Linked DNA regions of Homo sapiens: region 2 is linked to region 1. Evidence: read pairs that join two places in POLR2A ChIA-PET (ENCODE). Cell type or tissue: MCF 10A. All regions are shown on one strand. Links, peaks and the distances in the headings refer to the core of each region. The heading gives the core; the rest is flanking DNA.

Region 1 (8,345 bases), core at 55-8,054:
AGAGTTAACTTTTTAAAGTATATAAAAGTAGAAGGAGTACACTCTAAAATAATGATAAACAATCTAATAGATACATAAACCAGTAACACAGTTGTTTATTATCAAGTATTATGTACTGTACATAATTGTGTGTGCTATACTCTTATGTGACTGGCAGTGCACTAGGCTTGTTTACACCAGCACCACCATAAACCTGTGAGTTATGTGTTATACTACAATGCTATGATGGCTATGGCATCCTTAGGCAATAAGAGTTTTTCTACTCCACTGAAATCATATAGGATCACCATCATATGTGCTGTTGTTGTCCAAAATATTATTGGCTGTGTGTATATATGTGTGTGTATATACAACATGTATGTGTATATATTATATAATATATATGTATAGCAGTGCATGTATGTTGTCTATTAATATACATATATTAAGTTGTATGAGCTCAGTTTTTTTAAAAACTGTTAGTGCTGTGTGATCAAAACCTGAAAAAAATACTGCTATAATCAATCAACTCAACATGTAGTACTGTACTAATTTCTAAATATTTGGATCATCAGAATTGATGACATAATAATAATGTTCCTTCTACATATTGTTTGAAAAAATAGAATATTATGAATTCAGTAATTATTGAAAATGGCAATGTATTTTATCGCTGTGGCCTATGCACATTGGAAAAATAGTAGTGTATATCTATGTGCAAAATACGTACTTTGCCTATGTTACATTTGTAGATATTTTGCAATTAATTTATGAACTCCCCAGGGAGTGCAACAACAGCATAGCAACAGTTGAGAAGGATGTTTCTTTCTGTGTGCCTTATAAGGTCTTAGGTTCCCAGCCTTAAATATATCTGGCAACTTATTTGTCTAAAAAGGAGATTAACTGTCTAAAGTGAGGTATGAGGAATGGTAAGACTGAATCCCACTAGAAAGCACATATACATTTCAGAAAGTTCTCTTTAGTAAACCATTCCTTAACCAGGGAATACCCCTATGGCTTAGCAGAGTTACTCCTCTCTCAGGAAGTTCTCTTTAGTAAACCTTTCCTTAACCAGGGAATACTCCTATGGCTTAGCAGAGTTACTCCTCTCTCAGGAAGTGAACAGTGTGCTATAAATGGCTCAAGTGTGGGACAGTAAAGTCTATTGAGGTTTTCAGGGGATGAGGAAGTGTCTTTTAAATACCATACACTGAAAATATTACTTGCATTAGCTTTGTGCTGCTTTTCTTTTATAAATATTAGCACTGATCTCTGTAATTTAACTTTTAAATTGAAGATATGTGACATCTATAATTAGGGTCATGTCCTTCCTAAAGAGGATGCTTTAGCTGGTGCTAAGGAAACTACGTCATCCTCAGAGTACTCCAGAGGCAATGATGAACCAGAATGAAGCTGACAACCGAATGTTTTCATTTCATTTCCTTAGTCAAAATAAGAAATGGAAATGAACACACAAATGAATCATGAGACCTTTCTGGTAGTGATGATTTGAAAGTGAATACCTGTGTGGCTCACTAGTAATATACGAGGAAAAGAAATAGTTATATTTAAATTTTTTATCATCATGATTGGTTTTCTGTTTTTCCTGAAGCTAATGGGTTTTGCTTTTGTAACACAGTGTGCACTAAGGAGTTTGTGCATTCTTTGTGGCTGAAGCAGGTTACTTAGTCTTCTTTTGTCACGTCCTTCTTCAGAATCTAATTTAAGATACTGTCAAAAGGAAAATGTTTACTGTAAGTGAGTCACCCTTTGCTGAAATCATTTTGGCAAATACAACCCTAACAGAAATAAATTCACTGTAATTGTTTCATATCTCCTGAGGTCCCCTAAGTACCCATCTGGCTCTTGTGCTCTAGGTGAGGGCACAGAGCGGGTAAAGAAAGCTTGTTTGCACCATGCAGCATTCAAAGGTTCTATTTCTTCTGCCTGGAAATCCCTCCCACCCCTGTCCATCTCCAACTGAAATCTACTACCACTTAAAACGTTTGCTTAAATGACACTTCCTTGGGGCCTTCTGATCCATTTAAATTAGGCTGTCTTGTTATAATCCCTCATTGCACACTATATTTTCCCTTCATGTTGCAATTTGTTATAATTTTCCTATATATTGTAGCAATTTATACCATGCTTATTTGTATTATTATTTGTTTCATGTAATATACACAAGAACAGGGTTTGCATCTATCATATCCCCACCTGTATCTCAGAATGTTCTGTGGCTCATTAGATGAAGCTCAAGATATGTTTATTAAATAGACTTTTTTTACATAATTTTAATATCTTCTATTTTAAGGCATTAGAATTTAGGTAGATAAGAACACCCTTGGTAGCTTTTTCATAAAGTTGTCACTCACCGTTATTCTCAAAGAGAAACAAAACACTCTCAATTACTTCTAGGTACTGGGATTGTTGACATACCTCTTTCAAGAACAAAGTAATTTTGTAAATGATGGTTTGATTTGCTGAATAGGTACCAATTTATTTTCAGGGTTTGAGACTCATAAATCAAAATTTCCACTTAAAATGTTAATATACATGAAGAAAAATGGGGGTTCACATTCTCGGCTTGGGAAAGAAAACACTTTGGTATTGAATGCCTTAAGATTTGCAATTAAAAATGCAATGAAAAGCAAGGCTCAAGTGGTTGCAGTATACTAGTAGTCTTTTCCACAAGATTCTGTTAAGAAATAATGAGTCCAAAAGTTGTTTTCAATATTGTTTAAAAAGAAAGAAGCATCATACACTCCCCCTCAGTAAGATTTCACAGAATAACTGAAATGTCGTACTCCTTTGATTTTGATTGGAATTAGATTAATCAAACATGATTGTGCATGGTGATCAGTTAATTTTTAAGGCTAAGAGCAAATATTACATCAAATTAATAAAAAATAGAAGTCTATTTTTTTACTTTATAAATATGATTTGTTTGCTAGACAGCATCTTTCAAATACCTAAGGGCTAATGAAAAACATATTCTAAAAGGCATCCCTGGTGGTAAACAGTTTAGGAACTTCCATATCCAACAGTTTCAAGGAGAGGGATGAATGTCTTCTTTGCTAAATAACATGACAATTTTCTTGCTGGAAAGCAGCATAAATTAGGAAATAAATAATGAAAATCAGCACTTACAGTTGGCCTATTAAAAAGCCTTAATTAGTGATGGTTCCTGGGAGGTCCTAAGGGTATGACATATGTTCTATGGAAATATAAATTAAGAAATTCCAGGCAACCCAGGAAATTAATCATTTTCCTTAATTCCCAGCAAATGGTCTTGACTCCCACTTTACAGAAAAATGAGGTATCATCAAATGGGAATTTCATTAGCTTCCCTGACCGTATCTGGCTTGCATTTACCTGGAGGGGATATAGTGCCCCTCCTTTGTCTAAGACTGTTGCCTCCTCTGTTCTTTGAACTCTATTCCCTCCACCGTCTTAGGACTATACTATTGAAGGACTATTCTTTTCCTTGTTCTGATCTTCAATCTTCATTTTCTATCTCTCGCATGGTCTGAGCTCACTGGCTCTGTCCCACCAGCGCTTAAACAGTCAAATGTCCCAGATCTTAAAAATCATACAAATAAAAATGTCTCTCAACACACAATACCTTCCAGGCATTGCTATTTCCCTCCTTCTTTCTATGGAAATAATTGCCTATACTTTCCACCTTCACTTCAGCGCTATTCATCACCCCTCAACACACCTGCAGGCTGGACTCGGGGCTCACCATTCCACAGGAACAATTCTTGCCAAAGTCACCAGCAAAATTCTTGATAGTGAATTTAATGTACATCTCTCTGTCTTTATCTTACTTGGCCTCTAGGCAGCCTCTGAAAACTAGTCTTTTCTTCATTCATTTATTCAGAAAATATATCTTGATTACCTTCTAAGAGACAAACACTGATTTGTGTGCTGAGAATACAGTAGGGGAGAAAAATGAGTCTTGAAGCATTTCCTTCTGTTGGCTTTAGTTACATGAACTTTCTTGATTTGCTTCAATTCTTCTGACCTCCCGTTTTTAAATGGTTTATTGATAGCTCTTTCTCTTCTTGTCTTGCAAATGTACTATTTTTCATCTACATTAGGCCCAGTTTCTATCCACTGCACCATCTGTGTACAGTTATTCCCAATATGAGTTTGAAAATCTGCATCCCTCTCCTGAGCTACTGCTCCACATATCAAGCTTCTCTTTAAATTGTCCCCCAGCAGTCCTACAGGATGTTCCAATTCAACATGTGCCAAACTAGATGCTGATCCTTCTCTGGGAGTGACCCCACCATTCCTTCAATTGCCTACACCAGAATCTTGGTCATTACCTGTGATTCCTCCCTTACTTCATTCTCAATCAATTCTACCTCCTCTACAATTTTCCAGTAGTTGCCCTCCCATTTTTCCTCACTTCCACAGTCCACTTTAAGGCCATCAGCATTTCTTACCCGCCTTCTCATAACTCTCTAACTTCAATCTTGACTCCTCTAATCCTATATCTTTCAGCCTAATGTGTCTTTCTAAAACAATATATCTGATCATTTGCTTCTTCCTTAATACTTTTCATTGGATATCAGGTTGTTTTCTTTCTTTTTTTTGAGATGGGGTTTTGCTCTTTTTTCCCAGGCTGGAGTGCAGTGGTGCGATCTTGGCTCACTGCAACCTTGGCCACCCGGGTTCAAGCAATTCTCCTACCTCAGCCTCCTGAGTAGCTGGGATTACAGGCATGCACCACCATGCCTAGCTTATTTTTTGTATTTTTAATAGGGACAGGGTTTCACCATGTTGGCCAGGCTGATCTCAAGCTCCTGATCTCAGGTGATCCACCTGCCTCGCCTTCCAAAGTGCTGGGATTACAGGCGTGAGCCACCACACCCGGCCCCAGGTTGTTTTCAGTACTACATTCACACTCCTTGGTATGACTTAGCATGGCTCTCTGATAATGTGGCACTTACCTTTCCCTCCAGCCCAATCAACTATCATCCCCTCTGTCAAACCACTTCATGCACTCCAGCCATAATCATCTTCATTTTCTCTAGGTCTGGTTCTTCATAGGTACTGTTTTCTTTGACAAAAATATTGGTTGTAGCTGATGCATGTATATAAATATATATATATATGAATACTGCTAATTTTTATAAAGTAATCTCCTATTTGACAACCTTAATAAACATTCTTAAATAAATTCAAGGCAATTTGGGAAATTTGAATACAGACTATTATATATTGTTTAAAAATAATTGTTTTTTTTTCTTCAGATTTGATGATGGAGTCAAGGTTATGCTTGAGGGAAAAATCCTTATTAGTTAGCAGTAGAATTGGTTTTAAAAACTCACACAAAAGAAGGATGAGGACGAGAAAGTGAAGAAGGACAAGGACAAGAAAGAAAGTAGTATGTGGAATGGATAGATGAAACAATATGGAAAACCTATCAGTGTTGCGTCTGGGTGATGAGCTTGTGGAATTCATTATACCACTTTTATTTTTGTTTAAAATTAATAACAGCAAGTCTATAGGAAAGGGAAAATTCTATCAGATGATTTTTTTTAATCCAGCTCTACCATGCTTTTTATCAAACTTAAGGAAAAATAAAACAGAAAGGCAATAAAGATATGTAAAAAAAGACATATCTGGAACATAGACAAAGATATAACTATTATTATCAGGGAAAAGTAAAGGCAAAAGTATTACTAGAGTTAAAGAAAGACACTACTAATGATAAAAGAACAATCTGCCAAAATATAGAATTCTCATGAAATTGTATGCATAAAGCAAAATCACACAGAATAGAAATTGATATATCTATAGTCGTGTAGGAAGATTTAAACATATTTCTCTCAGAAATTAAGATCAAGTAGGATCATTTAGTAAGGACACAGGAGATTCAATCAATTCAAGTCCCAAACTTAATCTATTGTTGCCTATAAGTTATGGAACTACTAAATAGAGAATATATGTCCCTTTCAAACATCCATGAAAAGTTTTGAAAATGACTGTTTTAAGCTCTTAAGAATCCAGGTTATAACCTATAGCCCATGTCCTTTGGCTACAATGCAATTAGATTCATTATCAGTCAATAAAAGATGGGAAAGAGTAAATCACAGTGGAAACTATGAATTTCTTTCTCTTTTTCTCTTTCTCTTTCTTTTTTTTTTTTCCCTTTTCTTTGAGACAGGGTCTTGCTCTGTCACCCAGCCTGGAGAGCAGTGATTCAAACACAGCTCACTGTAGGCTTAACCTCTTAGGATCAAACGATCCACCTTCCTCAGCCTCTCAAGTAGGTGAGACTACAGGCACATGCCACCACGCCCAGCTGATTTTTTGTAGAGACAGGGTCTCCCTTTGTTGCCCAGGCTGGTCTTAAACTCCTGGCTCAACCTCCCAAAGTGCTGGGATTACAGGCATGAGCCACAGCCATGAATTTCTTAAAAATAATTTCCAAAGAAAGTTTTTTAAACTGGTAGGATATAGGTAAGCAGTACTTAAGAGAAAATTTATAGCTTTGAAGGTATATTTATAAACATTTTAAAAAGCAAGAAAAATTAAACATAAGCCAGTTAAATATTCAACTCTAGAAGCTACAGCAGGAACAGTGGAGTAAACACAAATCAGAACAAAGAAAATAATAAAGATAGAACTAAAAAGCAATGAGAAAAATAATATTTAGAGTTAACCTACAATACAGGCCAGGCACCATGGCTTATGCCTGTAATCCCAGCACTTTTGGAAGCAGAGGCCGAGGAGGGTGGATCAGGAGTTGAGGTCAGGAGTTCAAGACCAGCCTGGCCAACTTGGTGAAACCCTGTCTCTATTAAAAAAAAAAAAAAATAGCTAAGCGTGGTGGCACATGCCTGTAGTCCCAGCTACTTGAGAGGCTGAGGCAGGAGAATTGCCTGAACCCGGGAGGTGGAGGTTGCAGTGGGCCGAGATTGCACCACTGCTCTCCAGCCTGGGTGACAGAGTAAGACCCTGTCTCAAAAAATAAATAAATAAAGACTAAATTAAAAAAATAGAGTTAACCTGCCATAAAAACGCTCAAAGAGACTAATTAAAAAGTTAGTAAATCTCTAAAAACATGTATTAAGAAAAAGAGAGAGAAGGCCCTAGTATGAATGTAAAGAAATGAAATGCAAGAAAAGGAAAGACATTATTAGTCAAGCTAAGGTAGTTTGTGCTGCAGTAAAATCAATACCAAGACTTCAGTAGCTTAACAAAGCAAAAGCTGATTTACGTTCACAAAAATATATCCAGGTGACTTTTCAAGGTTCTTCCTGAGGTGGCTGAGCGTTCTACGTTGCTTTGCTCTTCTGACATTTGCTTCCATGATCACCCTGTAGGAGACAGTGATATACCCACTATGAACCACACACTGGCAAATGGAGACAATACACCACTCCTTCTCACACAGCACAGGAAAAACAAAGTCAGCCTGCCAGGCTTGATGTCAGGGGGGTGGGAGGAAATAGAATACCTCTGAAAGCACACTGAGATGAAGAGAATGGGAAATATGGACAAACATTAATAATGCCTACCCAAATTATGACTAATTTTATGACAATGAAGATAAACATTTACATGAAATGCAAACTCTTTGAAAAAAACAAATTATTAAAATTGACTTAAAAAGTAATAGAGGACCTAAATATAGCCAAAATTATTAGAGATACTGAATCAGTAGTCAAGAATTTTCTCCCACTGAAAAATACTATGCCCAATCTTCAAGAAACAGGTAATGCTTCTTTTATATAATTAAGAACATTTTTTAAAAGATTAAAAGCTACCTACCTTCTCTTATGAGGCTACTATAACTTTGATAAGATACCAGATAAAGACATTATCAGAAAGGAAAACTGAAGATTAATATTATCAATGAACATAAATGTAAAAATCCTAAATATAGTACTGGTATAGCCAGTACATGAAACAAGCAGGAATCACAGGATGTGATCACAAAATATCTTTACTTTTTTCCCCTCTGTTCCTTTAAAGTGTGTTTGGAGAGATGGATTGCTTAACATTCCCTGGATAAAAACTCAGGCAATCTCATGATTTTTTCTGATTATTCCTTGGTAATTAAAAACCCTAAATCAAACATAATTTCAACTCAGAAATTTGGATATTGTCTCAACTCAGAAATTTGGATATTAAGTCTCATATTAAAACTCAAACTTTCTTTAAGGATAAATCTGGCCCAGCGCCATGCCTCATGCCTGTAATCCCAGCCCTTTGGGAGGCCAAGGTCAGTGGATCACTTGAGGTGTTCGAGACCAGCCTGGGCAACATGGCAAACCTGTCTTGACTAAAAATATAAAAATTATCCAGGGTGAGGTGGTGGGTGCCTGTAGCCACAGCTACTCTGG
Region 2 (8,345 bases), core at 159-8,158, 90 kb after region 1:
CATCAGTAGACATTTGAGTTTACCGACATTGCTGCAAAGAGCTAGGTAATTTCTGCTATGCTCATGCTTCTTAGTTCCATTCATGGAAACATCTGTCTGTGCTTGAAATATTCCAAGCTCTTTCAGACCTCTAAGCCCTTATTAATTGTGTTCTCTCTGCTTGGAATAAGCCCCCATCCAGCCTTCTCTCAGGAGAATCCCTGCACCTTCTGTAATTCAATGTCAATTTGTTTGTGATATGTGGCAAAATTGCCTGCTCCCTCCTCTGGGCTCACAACGTAGTTGAAGGCATCTTTGTCATACACAGTTCTCCCCATTCTATATTATGATTATGACTGCATCTCCACGCCCTTGACTGAGGGGTCCTCAAGGGCAATTGTGAGGATCTACATGTCTTTGGATCCCCATCAGCTGTCTGGCACATGGTTAGATGTGATACATGCTTGTTCTGTGAATGGGCAATAAATAGCCTCTGGGTCTTCAAACAATGCAGCACCAAGTAGAGAGAACAATATTGCTATTTGAAAACTGCATCCAAAACTGGGCTCTCCCACTCACATAACCTCTTTAGCCTATGTCTTCATTTTTAATAAGGGTTAGCAACACCTACCTTACAGAGTTATTCTGAGAATTAAATGAGAATTTAAATAAAGTGTCCATCATCACAGCCAGAAGCTCTTAGCACGTGCACATTGCTCATGATTAGTTTGGACTAGTTTGTCTGCTGAATTTGAAAATCTGAAAAAAAGTGCATAAGCAGAGAAATGACACTTATTCCAAATAAATAAATTGTCCATTTTTCACTCAGTCCATCTTAACCATGTACAATGAACTAAATTACTATTTATAATTTCCTATGTACAACAGAGCCACAGCACAAGAGGGTGGGCATAAGAAGTTGCCACCCAGAAGAGCTTTCACTCATGAAAGAAAGCCCTACAAATAGGCCCAGGAGAAGCAACGTTCACCAACAATTATGGACGTTCTCATTTTTTCTGTTCCTTGGAATTTTCTCTTACCTGTTGCTTTCATTTCTAAAACAACTATGAAAAGCAAAGATTTTTTTCTCTCTTCCCTCAAGCCAGTTGCTGGCAGTTACGCTAAATTAAGAGGGAGATGGGGTTCAAATTTTCTAAACTTTAAAATTCTGATAATCTATATCAGAGACTGGGTTGTGTCCGATGCATATATTTTTATCTACCTCAGAGATACTATATACATTTACATAAACCCATTCTTTTAACAGAAAGGCTAATATCATCATAAAATAAGAGAAATGAACAAAGAGAAAAGGAAAACATGTTTTGAAGCTCATGAATCAGACTTTTTCAAGAGAATGAGATTCAGAATTGGTTGCTTTTTGAAGATATTAAACAGGACCCCTGATTTCCCCAGAACTGTACTCTGAAGGATATTTCGAACTAGAAAGCTACATAGGAAGTAAACATGACAGAAATTGTCATTCCTCTTGTCACTCAGAAGAACCATCTGCTTCTGAGTTGAAGCCATTTTCTATTAAATTCACCAGCATGCTAATTAAAGAATGACTGGAGGATAGTGAAGCTGCCAGATGCTATGAAGATATATCACTGTCTTTTTATATGGTTAGGCAAACGTTTAATTAAACCTGCAGCTGCTGTGTCTGGTCGATCTACCAACACAGCTAAATCTCATTTACCTGAGAAAATCATTTCGCATTAGTGTCTTTCAAGAAGTAAAACAACTTAAAACAGACTTTGCTGAAATATTTAATATCTTTGTACATGATTTAATTATATGCATCAGTAATTACATCAGGGCAACTTGAACCTGACTTTCCTTGGGGTTCTTGTTGTGTCTCCTGATAACTAATCAAGTGTCTCCTCATTGAAGACACTGGAGGAATAGAATTACAGAGCGCCTAAGTATAGGTGCTTAGCCTGTTTCTACTACATTTTACTCGGGCATATGAGTTTGAGTGCATTTGAAAGGCCGCTTTTTGAAGAAAATTAGACAAGACCTAGAGGAGATGGAAATGAAATGCAGCATCAGGGTGCTTGTCTTGAAACTCTGCTAATGATCAACACAATCGCCACCAGTACTGTGGACCTGTGCTGATTGTTTCTTTAAGAAAATAGTCATTTTCTTTTGTGATAGAGTTTTGTTTGAATTTTGGATGTATGCACATTCTTCTACTTTGTAAATAGAACAGTGTTTTGATCAGCAGTGGGTTTTAACTGGAAAACATACTGTATATCCCCAAATTCAAAAACAAATCATCACTATTAATAGATGCTAGCTTCAGATTAAAATGGAGACAGTTATCTTAATTGAGGATCTTGAAGACTGGATATATATAGTCTTCATTGACGGGTTTTTAGGCTAATGTCTTAAGCATGAGATGCAGTGCAAAAGGGGGAAAAAAGTCATGTAAAAGCCCTAGATCAGCTGAGAGATGAACCTCAGCTGCAGATTTCCCTGCTCTTCCTCAGGAAAGAAAAGCCTCCTTGGAGGCAGCCAGCTTCACCTCCCTGCTTGGCTGGTCCCTAGAACGCTGTGACAGCAAAGCTGCTGAGACAGTTTGCCTGAAGGATCAGAGGCAGAATGTGGCAGTATATACAAGAGAAGCACTACCTGCCTGGATTGTGCCACAAATTTAACCCAAGGAGTTTGTGATTCTATTGGCTCCCCCTTCCTAGAATGCTTGGTGCACTAGTGACTCCTTGTCAAGCACAACTTAGCCAGCAGTTTCTCCAGACTTTCCAGCACCAAGGATTGTTTCCTTCTGTTAGGTAAATGGACGTGCTTTGGTCAAGAATAGGCTGAGGCAGACATCCAGGCCAGTGTGACTCGGAGTTTATAGTGCAGGCACACAACTCCACTTGTTATATAACCTGTTTGTATAAGCTCATACTTGGCTCGAAGCCACTATTGTCTGTAAAAGGTATAACTGCCCTGCTGACAACTGTACACACAGCTCTTGCAGATGGACAGCGGGGAGCCAGGAACCAGCCACGTGCCAGGGAGTGCAGCTGTAAGTGTGGGAGCGGCAGGAGCCCCAGAGCCTGAGCAGGCAGCCAAAACAAAGGTGGACAGTGTAAGAGAGCTGCTGAATAAAACCATATTTCACCTGCCCATGCCCCACCCCGAGTGTTCTTTCAGCTATCTGCCACCCATCTACCCACTCCCCTTGGAACTCAGCATGAGCTGGAACCTGACACTTGGTGTGACACCTTCGCAAAAGAGCTGGGGAGAGATGCCACAGTCAACATTTGTGGGATCAGCTTTATGATGTATAGCTGCTAGGACAACATGATGGCCTTTGTGGCTTGCTTTCTTGCTGAGGAGAAAGAGGGAAGTTCTCCTGGGGAAAACTTGGTGATATTTTCAGTTCTATGCGGTAAATATTTTATCACTTTGGTAATGGGATAACTTGCTACCTTGCCAGCTACCCCTAGAATAATGTCTTCCCCCTTCCCTTAATAACAAAGAGCTTCTAAATGCTGTAGTTGTAGTTGCTGAGGAAAACAGTAGAGGAGGGACACAGAGGAAGTTAAGAAAGTGGGTGCTTAAGAGTAGAGCACTGTTTTGTGAGCCTGCACCCCCTAGTGTGAGTTTCAATACGTTTCATTATGAAGTTGTACAATCCAAATTAGAATTTTTCTTTTCTGGGTTTGTTGTCGTTGTTTCTATTTTCATTTTTAAGGAGAACATTCACCATCCTGTAATCACACCACAGCTATGTTTTGACAGCATGGGACACAGCCACTAACATTCTGTCCTCTTTCTGATTATTTAGGAATAAACAGTACAGAAACTAAGAAAGCAAGACACACTGAACGGAGTGGGATTCCTTGGAAGCAACTCTATGGGGAAGTGTTAGACAATCACTTCCTACTTGGTCTGTTTTAAATTAGTCCTCTGAATGTCCTCATTTCTAAATTTTAAGTTGACTATCCAAATTTTAAAAATCAGACAATCAGGAGCCTGCAACCTGAGTCAGGCCTTTCTGATTTCAAACTTACAATTGTCTGCAATCTCGCCATTGGCAACAGTCCAAGAAAACATGTGAATGCAGCTGCCCAGTGTGCTCTGCCACAGACATATGCTAGACTTAAAGATATTAAACCACAAGCTCTAAATACAAGTAAGTATGCCAGCTGTTGTTTTTCCATCAGGATCAAGTTACCCAGGTAAATTCTCTCAGGAGAGAAATTGGAAAGTGGAGGAAATAAATATTCTTAACAGGAATTCCCTATTTCTTTCTGAAATTACACAAAGTAAATAGTTTTGGATTCTGAAAACATAATCATTGTAAAAATTAAATATCTGGGGTAACATAAATGAAGAGCCATTTATAATCCCAAGAGTCAATAAAGAGGGAAACAATTAGTTATCAATGTTAATAGTTGGTTACAATAGGCCAGGCACAGTGGCTCACGCCTGTAATCCCAACACTTTGGGAGGCCGAGGCGGGCGGATCACGAGGTCAGGAGATCGAGACCATCCTGGCTAACACGGTGAAACCCCATCTCTACTAAAAACACAAAAAATTAGCGGGGCATGGTGGCGGGCGCCTGTAGTCCCAGCTACTTGGGAGGCTGAGGCAGGAGAATGGCATGAACCCGGGAGGCAGAGCTTGCAGTGAGCCGAGATCGCGCCACTGCACTCCAGCCTGGGTGAGAGTGCGAGACTCTGTCTCAAAAAAAAAAAAAAAAAAAAAAAAAAAAAAAAAATAGCTGGTTACAAGAAAGTAATCAAAAGTATATTATAACAATATTTTCTTTCAATTTATAAGCATGGCATTTATATACCCCTGCTCGAGAGGAAATGAACTTTGGGTGGATTTTCCAGTGGTAGGGTTATTCTGTCCCATTTTTCTGAGATGACTAGTCGTGGCTAAGGATGGGATTTGTGACTTTGTAACATGACAGGCTGTTTAAACTTGGCCTTATTGGTGCCACCTGCCAATCAGTTGAAGTGTACAGTCAGGACAAAGCAATAATTTGTAGAGAAAATATTATGTACATTTTCAGGGAGGCTCTCAACTACAGCTCTCAATAATAGCCAGAAATAGCTAATTCAGATGGGATTCATGAGCTAACTTACTCTTATGATCTCATCTAATCCCAGTTACCTCTCCAATGGCCCCATCTCAGAATACTATCAAATTGGGGATTAAGACTTCAATATATGAATTATGGGGTGCACAAATTAGTCCATAGCAGTTAACAAGAAATGTATATTTATAAGTGCCCTCCCAGTTATTTATGTTTGTCTTCATTTAGCAATTAATTTTTAAACACTACTATGGGCATACAAAAATGCAAAAATGATTAAGACACACATTTCCTAACCTTAAGTAGCTCATAACTCAGTGAGGAAGATAGACACACAGAAAACAAAAATTGAAATAAGGTGTGATTATTCTAATAAAGGTTTGTAAGAGGAAATGTGTCAAGGCTTTATTACAGTTCAGTAGTTTAGTTCATCAGCAATCTCTCTGAATTTATTGAGCACCAACCACATACCAGGCAATGCGCTTGGCACTCAGAATATAAAGAAATAGAAACAGAGTACTAGCTCAGGCCAAAGGATCCAGGGAAGATTTTCTAAAGAAAATGGTGGGATGCGCTCACCTGAACTGAGGAAAAATTAGCCAGGTTGGTGAGAGGGGAATAGGCATCCCTAGCAATGAGAGGAAAGTGTGCAAACACACAGTGGTATGAAGTACTGGCAGAGAACTAGACAGTGTGGCTGGAACATAAAAAGGCGTGAGACTGGCCTGGGTCAGGGAGGTGGGGATGGGAGAGAGGTGATAAGAAATGGCCAGATTCTGGATATATTCTGAAGCTAGAGCTATCCATTAAGGTATGTGAGAGAAAAGAGTTAAGCTGACTCAAAGATTCGTATTCGAGAAACTAGAAGAACAGATGTATCATTTACAAACAAAGACTGGTGGAAGGAACGGACATGTGGGAAGAGGCTGGTTCAGAATCAGGAGTTTGGTGACTGGAGATTCATTTGCTTCACAAGTTTTGTTTTAAGTGGGCTCCCAACTGAAAGAGAATAAAGGCCTAAGAGTGCTGTAGGAGGTAGAACTGACAGAATTTGTGGACTAATTAGATCTAGGCAGTGAAGAAAAAGGCAGAGAGTGGAGTCTTAGATGACTCTGACTGGGTCACGAGGTAGACAATGGGACCATTCACTGTGATGGGCATTACAGGCAGGAAAGGGAAGTTACAGTGGGGTGATAACAAGCTCCATTTTTTTAACGTTACATTTAAAGGCCTGCGATACACCAAGTGGAAATGCCATCAGGGTCTCTGGAGCTAGGGAGGGAAAAGTGCTAGAAATGTATCACCCCCTTTAGTGGCAGAAACTGAAGCCATAGGGTAAATGAGAAAGCATATAAAGATGAGATACAATGCAAAGAGAAGCAATATAAAGACAGAACTTTATTGAACAATATTTAAGGAGAAGAGCCCAAAGAACTTTGATCCTGATCTAGTTCAAACTTTCCTGTTGAAGAAAAATACATGTGATCTGTACAGAAGAGCCATTAGAGGCTTATAGACTAAGTCAAATTTTCATAATCATGATAAGATAAAGAACTATGTTTCAAAGATCAAAAGCAAGATTAAATAAATTCATTCTTTTATGCTTTATACTCAAGAAATCTAGGCTATCATAATTTGAGAAAATATTTTTAAAGTTTTATTAAAATATAGTATGCCTACAGAAAAGTGTACATATCATAGAAGTACAATTAGAGTAGTTTTCATAGACTGAACACACTCATTTAACCGAACCAAGAGGAAGAAATAATATATCACCAACACCTCACCTCAGATGACGTATTTATCAATTTGAATGTCATGGACATTTGAGTAGCTTCTAGTTTGGGACTACAAAGGACTGCTAGAAATATCCTAAAACCTAGCTTTTGGTAAATATATATAGAAGTGGACTAGTTGGATCATAGTATATCCTATGTTTAGCTTTAGTTTTTCAAAGTGGCAGTCCAAGTTTACACTTAAGCAGAAGTGTGTGAGTTCTAGTTGGACCGAAAGTTTTCAAAACAGAGGGAAAACTGTTGCAAAGGAGCTCTTCAATGAGAGGAAAATGTCCACATCTCAAAACTGGTTAATATTATATTTTTTCTCATTTTAATTTTCTATGGGTGAAAAGACTAGTGATGGAAATAGGAATTACTTTAGTACTACATACATGCATTTTACTTAATCACTAGTAAGCCACAGCCCCCTTGCCTCTCAACTTAAAGCAGACTTTCTCAAAGTCAAACTCAAATGCTACTACTGTCCATACAGCTTTCCTTATCCTCTCAACTAGAAGTGATGTCACTTATTAAAATGTTTTTTCTGTTTATGCTATTGAAGTCCCAACTTTTATTTTGGCCACATTGTGTATCTTATCTCTTATTTATTAGTGGCTTGAAGGTAAGGACTGTGTATATGTATATCACTATCTATTCCATCTAGACTTTTTCAATTTACCCATAGTTTTTCATAAATTTGTTCACAGAATAAATAATTTTCACATTTATTGTGAAGAGTCCCACTCATTTATTTCCAGTACCACAATGTGTTAGTATCCCTTGGCTTTAGGGAACAAATGACTTAAAAAAAAGACTTGATTTCAGAAAATTAAACATTGAAGCTCATCTCTAACTTACACCTCAGGGAGCAGGGAGTGGGAAGGAATTTAGAGGGGAAGCAGAAAGTCAAGCAATTTTTATTGTTCAAAGGAATGTGCAATATGTTCTCTTGAAGCTCTGGGGATTTAAATATCAGGGGGATTGTTGGCAGCTTGGGTTTGCATATGCAGCACTGTTTGGGAATGCTCATATGGTGTGTGATTGTGCTATGCCTAGAACTGACAGCACCATCTGTTTCCTTGCTTTATTGAGCAATGGGAATTAGCCTGCCCTCTCCAAATGAGCACATGTGCGAGCACACACGCACACACACACACACACACATATGCATGGCCCCGACCCCCACCCCAGCCTAAACAGAATACTTGATCGACTCTCCATTTCAAGCTTTAATCTCAGCAAGCAATTCAGATGAGTCAGATATCAGAGTATGGCCATGGTGAGATCCTACTCTTTCATGGAGAACTGCGAGGTCCAAGTGACAAGGAAACAAGTAATCATCACATGCAAAGTTATTCAGCATGGAAGATGAGTTATAATGACAGATGGTACCAGTCAAAAAAAATAGCTCTATGGAAAAAAGCATGCTGACAGGATACCAGTGTATAAGTCAAACATGGGCAATGTAATAAAATAGCAATAAGGGATGACACAACAATTTTTTGAGAAATGTTCACAAGAACTGTTT

What was found. ChIA-PET counts read pairs that join two places held together with the same protein. Peaks named below come from ENCODE experiments on the same cell type or tissue, not always from the same donor. Only the 100,000 strongest peaks of a DNase experiment are listed, where the experiment ranks them.
Region 2: POLR2A ChIA-PET joins it to region 1 with 5 read pairs; 2 of 35 experiments call an interaction of 5 or more read pairs at or near these places.

Annotation. Positions count from the first base shown.
Region 1 is chr13:39,190,574-39,198,918 of GRCh38, reverse strand. No RefSeq gene overlaps it. Among named protein-coding and RNA genes, the nearest start is that of NHLRC3, 160 kb to the right of the region's middle. In MCF 10A, for the core only: no CTCF peak of the experiment used is centred there; no DNase peak of the experiment used is centred there.
Region 2 is chr13:39,101,017-39,109,361 of GRCh38, reverse strand. No RefSeq gene overlaps it. Among named protein-coding and RNA genes, the nearest start is that of NHLRC3, 67 kb to the right of the region's middle. In MCF 10A, for the core only: no CTCF peak of the experiment used is centred there; a DNase peak (open chromatin) is centred at 4,031.